Linked DNA regions of Homo sapiens: all the other regions are linked to region 1. Evidence: chromatin contacts called from ENCODE Hi-C data. All regions are on one chromosome and are shown on one strand. The core of a region is the stretch at or near the end of the contact, and the rest is flanking DNA. Distances in the headings are between cores, read along the strand shown.

What was found. A loop is a pair of places that touch in the nucleus more often than their neighbours do. Pooled maps may share reads with other maps.
Region 2: a pooled map shows a loop between it and region 1 (4-fold over the local background). The contact joins the enhancer-like site here to the promoter of ZNF354B in region 1. A Hi-C loop is called at or near these places in 5 of 50 pooled maps.
Region 3: a loop to region 1 is called in a pooled map, with 15 times the contacts of the local background. The contact joins the promoter of CBY3 here to the promoter of ZNF354B in region 1. A Hi-C loop is called at or near these places in 1 of 37 single-sample maps with no recorded cell type and 7 of 50 pooled maps.

Annotation. Positions count from the first base shown.
Region 1 is chr5:178,857,418-178,861,545 of GRCh38, reverse strand. It overlaps ZNF354B (zinc finger protein 354B), which reads right to left and starts at 1,593. Exons shown (of 5, transcript NM_058230.3): 1 at 1,419-1,593; 2 at 466-549. The coding sequence starts at 498. RefSeq lists silencers at 1,027-1,106, 1,187-1,386 and enhancers at 1,527-1,726, 1,011-1,743.
Region 2 is chr5:179,529,134-179,533,306 of GRCh38, reverse strand. The region is part of intron 4 of LOC128966623 (a long non-coding RNA gene); the gene reads right to left. Among named protein-coding and RNA genes, the nearest start is that of RUFY1, 19 kb to the left of the region's middle. RefSeq lists enhancers at 2,324-2,929, 2,930-3,536. Within about 2 kb of position 2,551, at least 13 of the 41 ENCODE cell types and tissues checked have a DNase peak (open chromatin) inside an H3K27ac peak, as active enhancers do.
Region 3 is chr5:179,679,384-179,683,666 of GRCh38, reverse strand. CBY3 (chibby family member 3) reads left to right here and starts at 2,633. Exons shown (of 2, transcript NM_001164444.2): 1 at 2,633-2,794. The coding sequence starts at 2,749. It also overlaps a transcript of CANX not described here.

The DNA.
Region 1 (4,128 bases), core at 344-2,843:
TACAAGCAAAGAATATGATTCACAAAGTTAAGAGGGACAAAAAACTAACAACGATGCGTTGGAGAAGCCTGGGGAAGGGGTGGTGTTATGAGGATTCTCAGGGGTGAAAAGAGAAAGTATTCCTGCGAAGGACAGGAACGGAGACATGGGTGAGTGGAGGAGGCAGGGATTTTTCCCACGTGTGTACGTTTGCTCTTAGTGACAGACAGACTTGTGGTATCTTACTTGTCAAACTAGTCACACAATGGATGAAGATTCGTGAACAAACTGTTAATTAAAAACCACTAGACACGGGTGGGGAGGGTGGGTGGTCCTCCCTACAGAATCCACCAGTCATGAGGGCGGACCAGCTCCTCCAAGAGAAAAGGACTTGGGCTCCATCCTGGCTGGAGATGGTCCCGGGTGAAGAACTCCAGTTAGTGGGGAAAATCCATCCACTGGGATCTGGGAGGGCAATGAGCTCACCTGGGGCCTCGCTTCCCGCTGCCCAGCAGCCATGTCCTCTTTCTGGCTCTCCCGGGAGGACGGCGCAGTCTCCAGAAGGCAGATCTGAGAAGAAAAAGGGAGCCAGGAAGAACCCCTTCTGCTTTCCAGCCCTGGAATCCGCAGCTCTAAAACCCCGACTCCCGCTGAGAAGGACCCCGCGCGCCCTCACAGGGATTCGGGAGGAGCCAGGAGCCCGCGGACCAGAGCAGCGCTGGGCCGCCCGGCCAGGCCCAGGCCCCACAGGCTTGGGGCTTACGGAGGGGACGCTGGACCCGCAGTGGCAGCAGCGACCCGCTGAGCCCACCAGGGCCAGGGCTCGCCCCACGCCGCTGAGTTCCTCGGCGCCAGCTGGCACTGCCAGCACCCACTGCACCGCTCAGGAAACTGAGGCAGCGCCGGGGCACCTGCCCCGTTCACGCCGCTGCGAGGCGGGCCGGGACTCCCACCACGACGGCCCCGGGACGACTTCCCTCCGCCTCAAGCCTTTCCCAGCCGGTTCCTCTCTCTCCCGCCAACGAATCGTCTCCCGACTCCACGGAAAACGGCTTTGAAGAGGAAAGCGCTGGGTGTCCCGAGGCAGGAGGAGTGGCCGTCCTGGGGACTGACTCAGAAACCGGGCCCGGCTGCCTCTGCCCTGCGCTCGGGGTCCCGGCGCCCCGAGTCCGCGAGGCCCACACGGCGCGCGCAGGGTGGGCCCGGGAGGAAACGCCTGGCCCCGCGTTCACGGCGGGCGGCGCGAGCCAGAGGCAGGGGCGTCGGCAGCGGCACCGGAGCGGCCCGTGAGGGGCGAGAGTCCAAGTCCTGGCGCGGGGGCCGGTGACAGACGCGGGGGTGCCCCCCCGCGCCCACAGAGGCCCTCGGAGCCCCGCGGCCTCAGGTCGCCCTGGCGCCAGGCGCCGCCTCCTCCCGGCACAGCCAGCCATGCCGCTCACCTCCCCAGGATCCCGCGTTCCCGGGCCGCGCCTCCCCGCCGCACTCTGCAAGCAGGAAGCTCCAGCCTCGTGACCCGGCTCCTCCGACGTCTGGGCGACCTCAAGCCCGGCGCCGCTCACCGGGCAGCGAAAGCTCCGCAGAGCGCCTGGGACCTAGAGGAGCAAGGCGGCCGCTAAGGCCTCTAGGAAATGGAGTCCACGGGAGGACGCTGGCTTTCTGGGAAGTGTAGTTCCACGCGTTTGAGGCGAGGTCGCAGCTGAGCTGTTAGGCGCCCAGACCTATGAGAGGGCCCGGGTGAGCTGTAGAGCCCCGGGTTCCTGGTTCTTCGGAAGAGAAGGGGAGGTTCCCGGAGGGCAGTAACTTGCAACTCTGTGTGTGAATTTCAGGATGGCGTGGGCGGCACGAAAACAACTACTACACAATTGGGAAAGGAAAATCCCCTGCAAAAGATGTTGACAAAGCTGGATTTCCACGTGCAAAAGATGAGCCTGTACCCTGACCGTACACCATACATAAAAATTAACTCAAAATTGATTAAAAACCTAAATGTGAGACCAAATTATTTTATAAATTACTAAAGTAAAAAGGGAAAAAACTTCAGGATGTTGGAGATGGCAATGATTTCTTGAATATGACATCAGAAGCACAGATAACAGCAAAAATAGACAAATGGGACTACATCAAACTTAAAAACTTTGGCTAATCAAAGGAAACAAAGGCAATCTACAGAATAGACGAAAATGCTTACATATCATATATCTGATTTGCAATGTATCCTGGATTTATATGGAACTTTTACAACTCAACAACAATAACAAAACCAAATAACCTGATTTTAAAATGGACAAAGGACTTGAATAGGCAATTCTCCAATGAAGATATACAAATGAGCAATGAGCAACAAGCATATAAAAAGATGGTAAACATCTCTAGGTATAAGAGAAATATAAACCCAAACTCAATGAGAAATCACTGCACCTCCATTAGGATGGCCACTATCAAAAGGATGTAAATTGGTACAATCATTACAGAAAACGGTATAGAGGTTCCTCAAAAAATTATAACTAGAGCTACATTAGGATCCACCAATCCCATTTCTGGCTATAGATCCAGAGGAAGTGAAACTCCGTGAGATACCTGCACTCCCATGTTAGCTGCAACATTATTCACCATGGCCAAGATATGGAAACAACTATCTGTTGATGGATGAATAGATAAAGGAAATGTTTTGTTTGTTTGTTTGTTTGGGACGGTGTCTTGCTCTGTCACCCAGGCTGGAGTGCAATGGCGCAATCTTGGCTCACTGCCACCTCCGCCTTCCAGGTTCAAGCAGTTCTCTGCCTCAGTCTCCCAAGTAGCAGGGATTACAGGCACCCGCGACCACGCCCAGCTAATTTTTGTAGTTTTAATAGAGATGGGGTTTCACCATCTTCACCAGGCTGGTCTTGAACTTCTGACCTCGTGATCCACCCTCCTCGGCCTCCCAAAGTGCTCGGATTACAGGCGTGAGCCACCGAGCCCGGCCACAATGTGTTTATATACACAAAGGAATATTATTCTGCCTTAAAAAAATAAAGAAATCCTGACATATGTGACAATATGGATGAACCCGGAGGACATTATGTTAAGTGAAATAAAGAAGGCACAGAAATACAAATACTGCATTATTTCATTTACACGTAGAATCTAAAATAGTCAAAATCATAGAAGAAAGTAGCATGGTGATTTCCCTGTGTGTTAATTACCAATCTTCCCATATAGGTAATTCCATATGGCACAACTGTCCCTTACTTGTAGAGCCACGCCCACCCTGTTGCCATGAACTGCAGGTGTCCTTCCATGGTTGCTTGCCCAGTGCAAGGCCCTGTTATCTCTCTCTACACTACTCTACACTTCCACAAGCTGCTGCTTCTGTTTTTTTTTGTTGTTGTTGTTGTTGTTTGTTTTTGTTTTTGAGAGACGGGGTCTCACTATGTTGCCCAGGCTGGTCTCAAACGCCTAGGCTCAAGTGATCCTCCCGCCTCGGCCTCCCAAAGTGCTGGGATTACAGGCGTGAGCCACTATGCCTGGTGTAAAAAAGATTTTTTAACAAAAATGAGATGTTTTATTGTCTTCTCTTTGCAATTAGAGTGAAAGCCAGAATCCTTGTTGTGGGCCCTAAACCATATGGCTTTTGACTCCTTTTCCAGTATCTACTGTTTTTCTTCTACACTCTGCTTCTCAGCACAAAGCCGAATGTGTTGCTGTCTTCCATAAAAATCCTTCCTCCAGTCGGGTGTGGTGGCTCACACCTGTAATCCCAGCACTTTGAGAAGCTGAGGCAAGTGCATCACTTGAGGCCAGGGGTTTGAGACCAGCCTGGCCAACATGGTGAAACCCCGTCTCTACTAAAAATACAAAAACTAGCCAGGCGTGGTGGGGCACGCCTGTAATCCCAGCTACTCAGGAGACTGAGGCAGGAGACTCTCTTGAACCCAGGAGGGCAGAGGTTTCAGTGAGCTGAGATTGTACCACTGCATTCCAGCCTGGGCAACAGAGCGAGACTCTGTCTCAAATAAATAAATAAACAAATCCTTTCTCAGCTGGGCACAGTGGCTCATGCCTGTAATCCCAGCACTTTGGGAGGCCCAAGTGGGTGGATGACCTGAGGTCAGACCAGGCTGACCAACATAGTGAAACCCCATCTCTACTAAAAATACAAAATTATCC
Region 2 (4,173 bases), core at 1,302-3,801, 670 kb before region 1:
CATCTTTTCTTTCTTTTTCTTTCCTTAGGGCATTGACCAGGAGAATGCAGTTCTGTGTTAAACCACAGGGGATTACTGAGTATTTTTGTGTTAATTAATCCTGACTTAAAGGATTAATTAATTAAGGATCTTTGCAATTTTCTTCCTCAAGTAAAATTTTGATGTAAGCTTTTGGTATATGAAATTTACTAGTTGAGAAAGTTTCTTCCAGTCTTAATTAGTTAAGAGGGAAAAAATCATAAGTAGGCTTTAAATCTTATCAAATTTCTTTCTGAATAGACTGAGATAATTATATGTTTTTTTTCTTTTTACTGTGGTAGCTCATGTTAATAGATTTTTTGATGTTGAAAAATTCTTCCCAGGACTCCGGGAGTCTGAAGCAGGAGGATCGCTTGAGCTCAGGAGTTTGAGACCAGCCTGGGCAACATAGTGAGACCTCATCCCTATTTAAAAAAAAAAAAAAATATATATATATATATATGTGTGTATATATACATATACACACACATGTATACCTATATAGACACACATATATACATATATATACACACATACTATAAAAAAGAAAAATTCTTATATTCCTAAGCTAAGTTTTACTTGATTTTATATGCAGTTGGCCCCTCGTATCCTGGGGTTTTACATCTGTGGTTTCAATCAACCGTGGATCAAAAGTATTTGAAAAACAAAAGCAATAAAAAAAAAACAAGAAAAAATAATATAAATAAAAAAATCAATACAACAACTTTTTTTTTGAGACAGTCTTGCTTTGTTGCCTAGGCTTGAGTGCAGTGGTACCATCACAGCTCACTGCAGCCACAACTTCCTGAGCTCAAGTGAGCCTCCCACTTCAGCCTCCTGAGTAGCTGGGACCACAGGCTGGTCTCGAACTCCTGGGCTCAAGTAATCCTCCTGCCTCAGCCTCCCAAAGTGTTGGGATTACAGGAGTGAGCCACCATGCTTGGCCCCAACAGCTATTTACATAGCATTTACATTGTATTAACTAGTAGTGTAAATAATTTAGAGGTGATTGGGCCGGGCATGGTGGTTCACGCCTGTAACCCCAGCACTTCGGGAGGCCGAGACGGGCAGATCACGAGGTCAGGAGATCGAGACCATCCTGGCTAACACAGTGAAACCCCGTCTCCACTAAAAATACAAAAAATTAGCTGGGTGTGGTTACAGGCGCCTGTAGTCCCAGCTACTCGGGAGGCTGAGGCAGGAGAATGGCGTGAAGCCGGGAGGCAGAGCTTGCAGTGAGCCGAGATCACACCACTGCACTCCAGCCTGGGCGACAGAGCAAGACTCCATCTCAAAAATAAAATAAAATAAAATAAAATTTAGAGGTGATTTAAATTATACCTCTAAATAATTAACCTGGGACAGAGGATGTGCATAGGTTATAGGTTATACGCAAATACAGATGCTCCTTGACTTATGATGGGGTTACAACCAAATACATCCATCGTATAGATTGACCATATGGCGAGTTGAATTTACAATGGGTTTATCCAGATGTAACCCTATTGTAAGATGAGAAGCGTTCTGAATGCCCATTGCTTTTGCACCATTGGCAAGTCAAATCCCAATTGAAGCCATCATAAATTGGGGACTGACAGTACAATGCTACTTTATATAAGGGACTTGAGCATTGTGGATTTTGGGGGGAGGGTCCTGGAACGAATCCCCTGTGGATACAGAGGGACTGCTGTATATATACATCTACAGGGCAAGATAGTTTATTTTTAAAAATTATACCATGTCGATTGTGATGACTGGCATATAGATTATGATGGTTTTTCTCTGATGTTGTATACTGAAATGTTTTCATAGGACCAAGAATGTTAGAAAAATAAAGATCTTAAATACAATATGATAAATTTATATATATACTATTTGATTCTGTTAGCTATATTTTGTTTTATATCAGTGATCATAAGTAAAAAATGGTTTTATAATTTTATTTTTATGTTAACCTTATCTGATTTGAGAATTAAAAATTCTAGTTTCATAAAATGAACTGGATAATTTTTATACTTTTTCTATTTTCTTGTACAGCACACTGTCCAGTAGAAATATAATGCAAGAACACATGTGACTTAATGTTTGTAGTAGCCACTTAGAAAAGTAAAAAGAAATATGTGCAATGAGTTTTAATAATATATTTAATTCAATACGTCCAAAGTAGTGTCATTTGAACATGTTATCAACATAAACATGAATGAAATATTTCACCTTCTATTTTTGTACTAAGTTTTCGAAATCTGTTCTTTTATATTGATAGCACTTCTTAATTCAGACACGAAATTTTCATAAGAAGTACATGATTTGTATTTAGGTTTCATAAAATTTACAATTCAAAAAGTAGATTCACATACGCGAATCGTTTCAAACATACCTCTGGGCCCAGCGCCTCGCCCTGTCCTCGCCGGGTGAAGTCGGCCCTGACTGCAGCCTGCGAAGCACCCGCCCATTGTCCCCGGAGAGGGCGCCCTGGACGCAAGCGCAGAGCCCCGGGAGGCGCGGGAAGCCGGAGGAGGGCGATGGGGGCGAGGCAGGAAGAGTACGTGGGGCCGAGGGGGGCGAGCGCTGGGCCGCCCGCAGCCGGAGAGTGTCGCCCCTCCTGAAGGCCCTGGGCAGGTGAAATGAGGACCAGCGCTGACAAAGGGCAGGATGCAGAAGACTCCTGACTTTGGATCTCAGATCACCCTCGGAAGCTCCGATTCGGATCCGCGTCCACAGACCCGGCGACCTCAGACAGACCGGGCGTCCGGGGAAGAGGCGGCGGCAGTGAGCACCGCAGTGAGGAAACCAGGCTCCGGCGATCCCCAGGCCTTACGCCCGACCCCAGGGCATTTGGGAGCAGGTCTGCGTCCGGGACCAGCACACTCTGGACGGGAGCTCTGCCTTTCTGGGGTCCTCCAGCTGAAGGATGTGAGTTGCAAGAAACCCATTCTGTAGACCTCGAAATCAGCGGGGAGCCCCAGGCACTTGTGGGGGGACTTTGATGTGGCTCCCACGCATCCACCCGGCACCGCGTGGATTGCCAGGGGCAGGACGAGCTTGAGTGGACGCTGGGTTCGCTGAGCCCCCCAGAGGCTCCTCGCCCTGGGTCACCTGTGCCGCCTTGGACCACCCAGAGAAACCTTTCCTCCCACCAGGTGAGCCGCAGGCCAGGCGCCAGGCCTGAGTGTGCCCGGGACGGGGATTTCTCTGTGAACGGCCCATCATCCCATAATATCCACGTTGTCTTAGCCTCATGTTCTGAAGAAACACGAATTTCATACACAAGCGTGGATTTTTGCATGTTTTAAATTGTAAATGCGACTAACTCCAAGGAAGTTGGAACTTGAAGCAGGCTCAAAGCAAACTTAGTCGCGTCATCCGCCACCATCCTCCAGGGTAAACCGAGGAGCACAGTTAATTGGTTTTCCACGGGTATTTGCCACTTGTCAGATGGGCTGTTATGGACGTAACCACGTAATTCCTGGAACCCAGTGAGAGTCAGCTTCCTTTACGGGCGTCTGACAAGATGTGCTCAAACACCTTGAAGATCTTTATGGAAACAACTTTTGGCTCTTTATCAAGATGTCATTCAGGGCTCTGAACAGTCGAATACGTTGTGGATGGGTTTGCTGTAGTTATACAGTGTGCATTTGATACTTGTCAATAGCGCTAGTAATGTTATTGCAAAAATAAAACCTTCTTTAAAAAAGAGGCCGGGCGCGGTGGCTCACGCCTGTAATCCCAGCACTTTGGGGAGGCTCAGGCAGGTGGATCACGAGGTCAGGAGATGGAGACCATCCTGGCTAACATGGCGAAACCCCGTCTCTAGTAAAAATACAAAAAATTAGCCGGGTGTGGTGGCGGGCGCCTGTAGTCCCAGCTACTCGGGAGGCTGAGGCAGGAGAATGGCGTGAACCTGAGAAGCGGAGCTTGCAGTGAGCCGAGATGGCACCACTGCACTCCAGCCTGGGCGACAGAGCGAGACTCTGTCTCAAAAAAAAAAAAAAAAGAGAAAAAAGAAAGAAAGAAAAGTGGCCCGGCACAATGGCTCACGCCTGTAATCCCAGCACTTTGGGAGGCCGAGGCTGGCGGATCGCGAGGTCAGGAGTTCGAGACCAGGCTGGCCAGCATGGTGAAACCCTGTCTCTACTAAAAATACAAAAATTAGCC
Region 3 (4,283 bases), core at 1,384-3,883, 820 kb before region 1:
AGCTACTTGGGAGGCTGAGACAGGAGAATCACTTGAACCCAGGAGGCAGAGGTTGCAGTGAGCTAAGATCATACCACTGCACTCCAGTCTGGGCAACAAAGTGAGACTCCTCTCAAAAAAAGAAAAAAAGGTAATGGATACCTCCAGATGGATACATTATCTTGATTTTGGGAATGATTTCACATAACAAATTATCGAAATACTTCACATTATACATTATAAATATATGTAGTTGGCCGGGCGCGGTGGCTCACACCTGTAATCCCAGCACTTTGGGAGGCTGAGGTGGGCGGATCACAAGGTCAGGAGATCGAGACCATCCTGGCCAACACGGTGAAACCCCATCTCTACTAAAAAAAAAAATACAAAAAATTAGCCAGGCATGGTGGCGGGTGCCTGTAGTCCCAGCTACTTGAGAGGCTGAGGCAGGAGAATGGTGTGAACCTCGAAGTGGAGGTCGCAGTGAGCTGAGGTAGCGCCACTGCACTCCAGCCTGTGCGACAGAGCGAGACTCCGTCTCAAAAATAAATAAATAAATAAATGTAGTTGATTTTGTCACTTATACCTCAATAAAACTATTACAGAAGTTTCCTAGGAGGTGGCACCACCACCGGGCTCTGCCCCAGCTTGTGAGCTCCTGTGGATCTGGGTCTGTCCCTTGCAGTCAGGTGGGTGGGCTTAGTAGGTAGGACTGACGTCATTTCCTTCCACTGTCCGCACACGTGGCACGTGTCCTTCAAACATGCCCAGCCACTTCCCTCCTCTACCCCCAGGTCTTCAAGGGATTGGGGTCTCCTTATTGTTCAGGTTTTAGCAAGAATGTCAAGGGCCTTCACCGAGCACCACATCTAAATTACTTCCTACTCCTCACCCTGTCCCAAAATCACTTTCTGTATTTCCCTGGTTTGTTTTCTTCACTGTACGTATCAGAATTAGGGTTTTTTTTTTTTTTTTTTTGAGACAGAGTCTCGCTCTGTCACCCAGGCTGGAGTACAGTGGTGTGATCTCGGCTAACTGCAACCTCTGCCTCCTGGGTTCAAGCGATTCTCCTGCCTCAGCCTCCCAAGTAGCTAGGATTACAGGCATACACCACCATGCCCGGCTAATTTTGTATTTTGAGAAGAGATGGTGTTTCTCCATGTTGGTCACGCTGGTCTCAAACTCCCAACCTCAGGTGATTTGCCTGCCTCGGCCTCCCAAGGTGCTGGGATTACAGGCGTGAGCCACTGCACCCGGCCAATTTTTTGTATTTTTATTAGAGACAGGGTTTCACCATGTTAGCCAGGATGATCTCGATCTCCTGACCTCATGATCCGCCTGCCTCAGCCTCCCAAAGTGCTGGGATTACAGGCGTGAGCCACCGTGCCCGGCCTGGATATTCTTATTAATTTAATCATTCCTTTTTTTTTTTTTTGAGATGGAGTTTCGCTCTTGTTGCCCAGGTTGGAGTGCAGTGGCACAATCTTCGCTCATTGCAACCTCTGCCTCCCAGGTTCAAGCAATTCTCCTGCCTCAGACTCCTGAGTAGCTGAGATTACAGGCACCCGCCACCACACCCGGCTAATTTTTTCTATTTTTAGTAGACACGGAGTTTCACCATGTTGGTCAGGCAGTTCTCGAGCTTCTGACTTCAGGTGATCCACCCACCTTCCCCTCCCAAAGTGCTGGGATTTACAGGCATGAAACATCGCGCCTGGCCCTCTTTTTTTTTTTTTTTTTTTTAAACACAGGGTCTCTATCGCCCATGCTGGAGTGCAGTGGCACAATCACTGCTCACTGCAGCTTTCACCTCTTGGGCTCAGGTGATCCTCCCACCTCAGCCTCTTGAGTAGCTGGGACTACAGTCGCATGCCACCACGCCCAGCTAATTTGTTTTTGTAGAGATGGGGTCTTGCCATGTTGGCTAGTCTGCCCTTTCATTTTCATCATCTATCCTATTATCTTCCTCCCTCCTCAGCTGGCGCCCTACTGAGATCCCTATCACTGGTGGTGCACCCATCCCATAGGTGCTGTAGGAGCTGGCTGGTAACTCTCAGCTGCCCTGGCCAATAACTGACATGTAGAAGGAGGGTACAAAAGACGGGCTCCCTTGCTTTAAGGAGGCCTAACTGTGGTGCCATTTGTGCTCAGAGTTCCCCATGAGAGCAAGCGGAAGCTAGTCTCCACGTGAGACCACACTCTGGCTCAGCCTTAGCCTTTTTCTCGCCCTGTCTTGCTTCCCTCACCCCCTTCTCCTGAGAGCATTTCCCCAATAATTCACTTGAACAAGAATGCTCAGCTTAGGCTCTGCTTCTAGGGAACCTGACCCATGACACGCTCTGTTAGCTTCCTGAGAGACTATCTTGTTAGTTCCCCTAGAACAAATTCCTGTCTTGGACTCTGCTTATGATCACTCCCTTCATTCCCCTGCCAAGAATGACAGCTCAGTGAGGGAATATGTTCTTCACTTCCCTAGAACTGTTCCTAGAACACAGTAGGTGCTCAATGATGCACTGAATGCATGCAGGGGAGAGCCCAGAGTCTATCTGACAGCTCAGCGGTCAGCACCCCTTCTTGTCCTGGGGTGGCCTGGCCTGGAGGCATTGTGAGTCATAGCAGGTGGACAAGAGCTGAGTGGGTCAGAGATGGGACTAGCCCTGGGACAGCAGCTCAGCAACTCCACCCCATCTTCCAGGTGAGGCACAACATACAGTGAGGACTAACGGGGAAACATCCTCCGAGAAGATACAATCTCAAGGGTGGGCCTGGATGTGGGCTTCCAGAGACCATCTCCCTGAACCAGATCTTGGGGATGGTATGTACCATCCAGCCTCTGTCCACCTATATGTGAGGGATAAGTGTATTATGAATTAACGAAGGCATAACAGAGGGAACCCTGCTCTAGTTCTTTCTCTTCTCACTGCCCATGGGCAGAAGAGGAATTAGAAACAACACATAGCTCCCTTTTTCACATAATAGAATCAGCACTTACTGGGCAGGGGTGGGGGGTGCAGAGAGAAGTGAGCAAAATGGGACTTGTCTGTTATCTGGACTTTGGACTTCCTGAGGGCACAGTTTGTTTGGAATAAAAGTCATGTTTAGTGTGCACAATCCCTGATACTTTGAGCCCTATGCATAGGTCTAGCCCATGGCACACACCCCAGGATGTCAGTGAACACACTGGACTGTGGTCTATACACGCATCTGTCTTCCAAGCTGGATTAGGAGCACCTTGAGGGCAGGCAGAGGCTGTTTCAGGTCCCCTTCCCAAGACCAGAGTCTGGCACAGAGCAGATGCTAGTTCAAGTCTATCAAATGACTGAATGATGAGGGCAATAATGCTGTTGGCTATGCTAGATATCCTCCCAGATTGCTTTCAGAATCCAGATCTAACCCCGGCTTTCTAATCCTTCAGCAGTTCCCTCTTACCCACAAAAGGAAGTCTAAGCTTCCGAGCCTGCCTGTAGGGCACCTTCACATAGTGCACTGGTCCACCTTCCCAGCTTCCTCTTCTGCTCTTCCCAGCACCAATCCTATCCAAGCTCGTGTTCACATCTGAAATATGAAAGTCCTGCCCTGCCGGGTACAGTGGCTCACACCTGTAATCCCAGCACTTTGGCGCTGAGGCGGGCAGATCACCTGAGGTCCGGAGTTCGAGACCAGCCTGGCCAATAAGGTGAAACCCCATTTCTACTAAAAATACAAAAAAAAAAAAAAAAAAAAAAAAAAGGCCAGGCGCAGTGACTCATGCCTGTAATCCGGGCACTTTGGGAGGCCGAGTTGGGTGGATCACCTGAGGTCAGGAGTTCGAGACCAGCCTGGCCAACATGGTGAAACCCCGTCTTCACTAAAAATACAAAAATCAGGTGGGGGTGATGGCAGGCGCCTGTAATCTCAGCTACTCAAGAGGCTGAGGCAGGAGAACTGCTGGAACCCGGGAGGTGGAGGTTGCAGTGAGCCAAGATCGCGCAATTGCACTCCAGCTCGGGCAACGACAGCGAGACTCAGTCTCAAAAAAAAAGAAAAAGAAAGCCCTGCTCGGCTCTTCCCTCTGCCTAGAAGTTCTCCATTTTCCATCCTCAACCCACCTGGCAAAGTCCTACTCCTCCTTTAAGTACCTACTTACTTGTCTTGCTACCATTCCCTACCCCTCACCCTTCCAGCTGCAACTCAGAACAAGGCCCTCCTCCCGTCCTTCATCTGCATATGTATCCCAGGGCCTGATCCTCAGTGGTCTTTGGGGAAGATGGTTTAGGTGAGACTGCTGCCTGTGCAGCGTGGAACGACGGGCTCCTCGGTGGCCA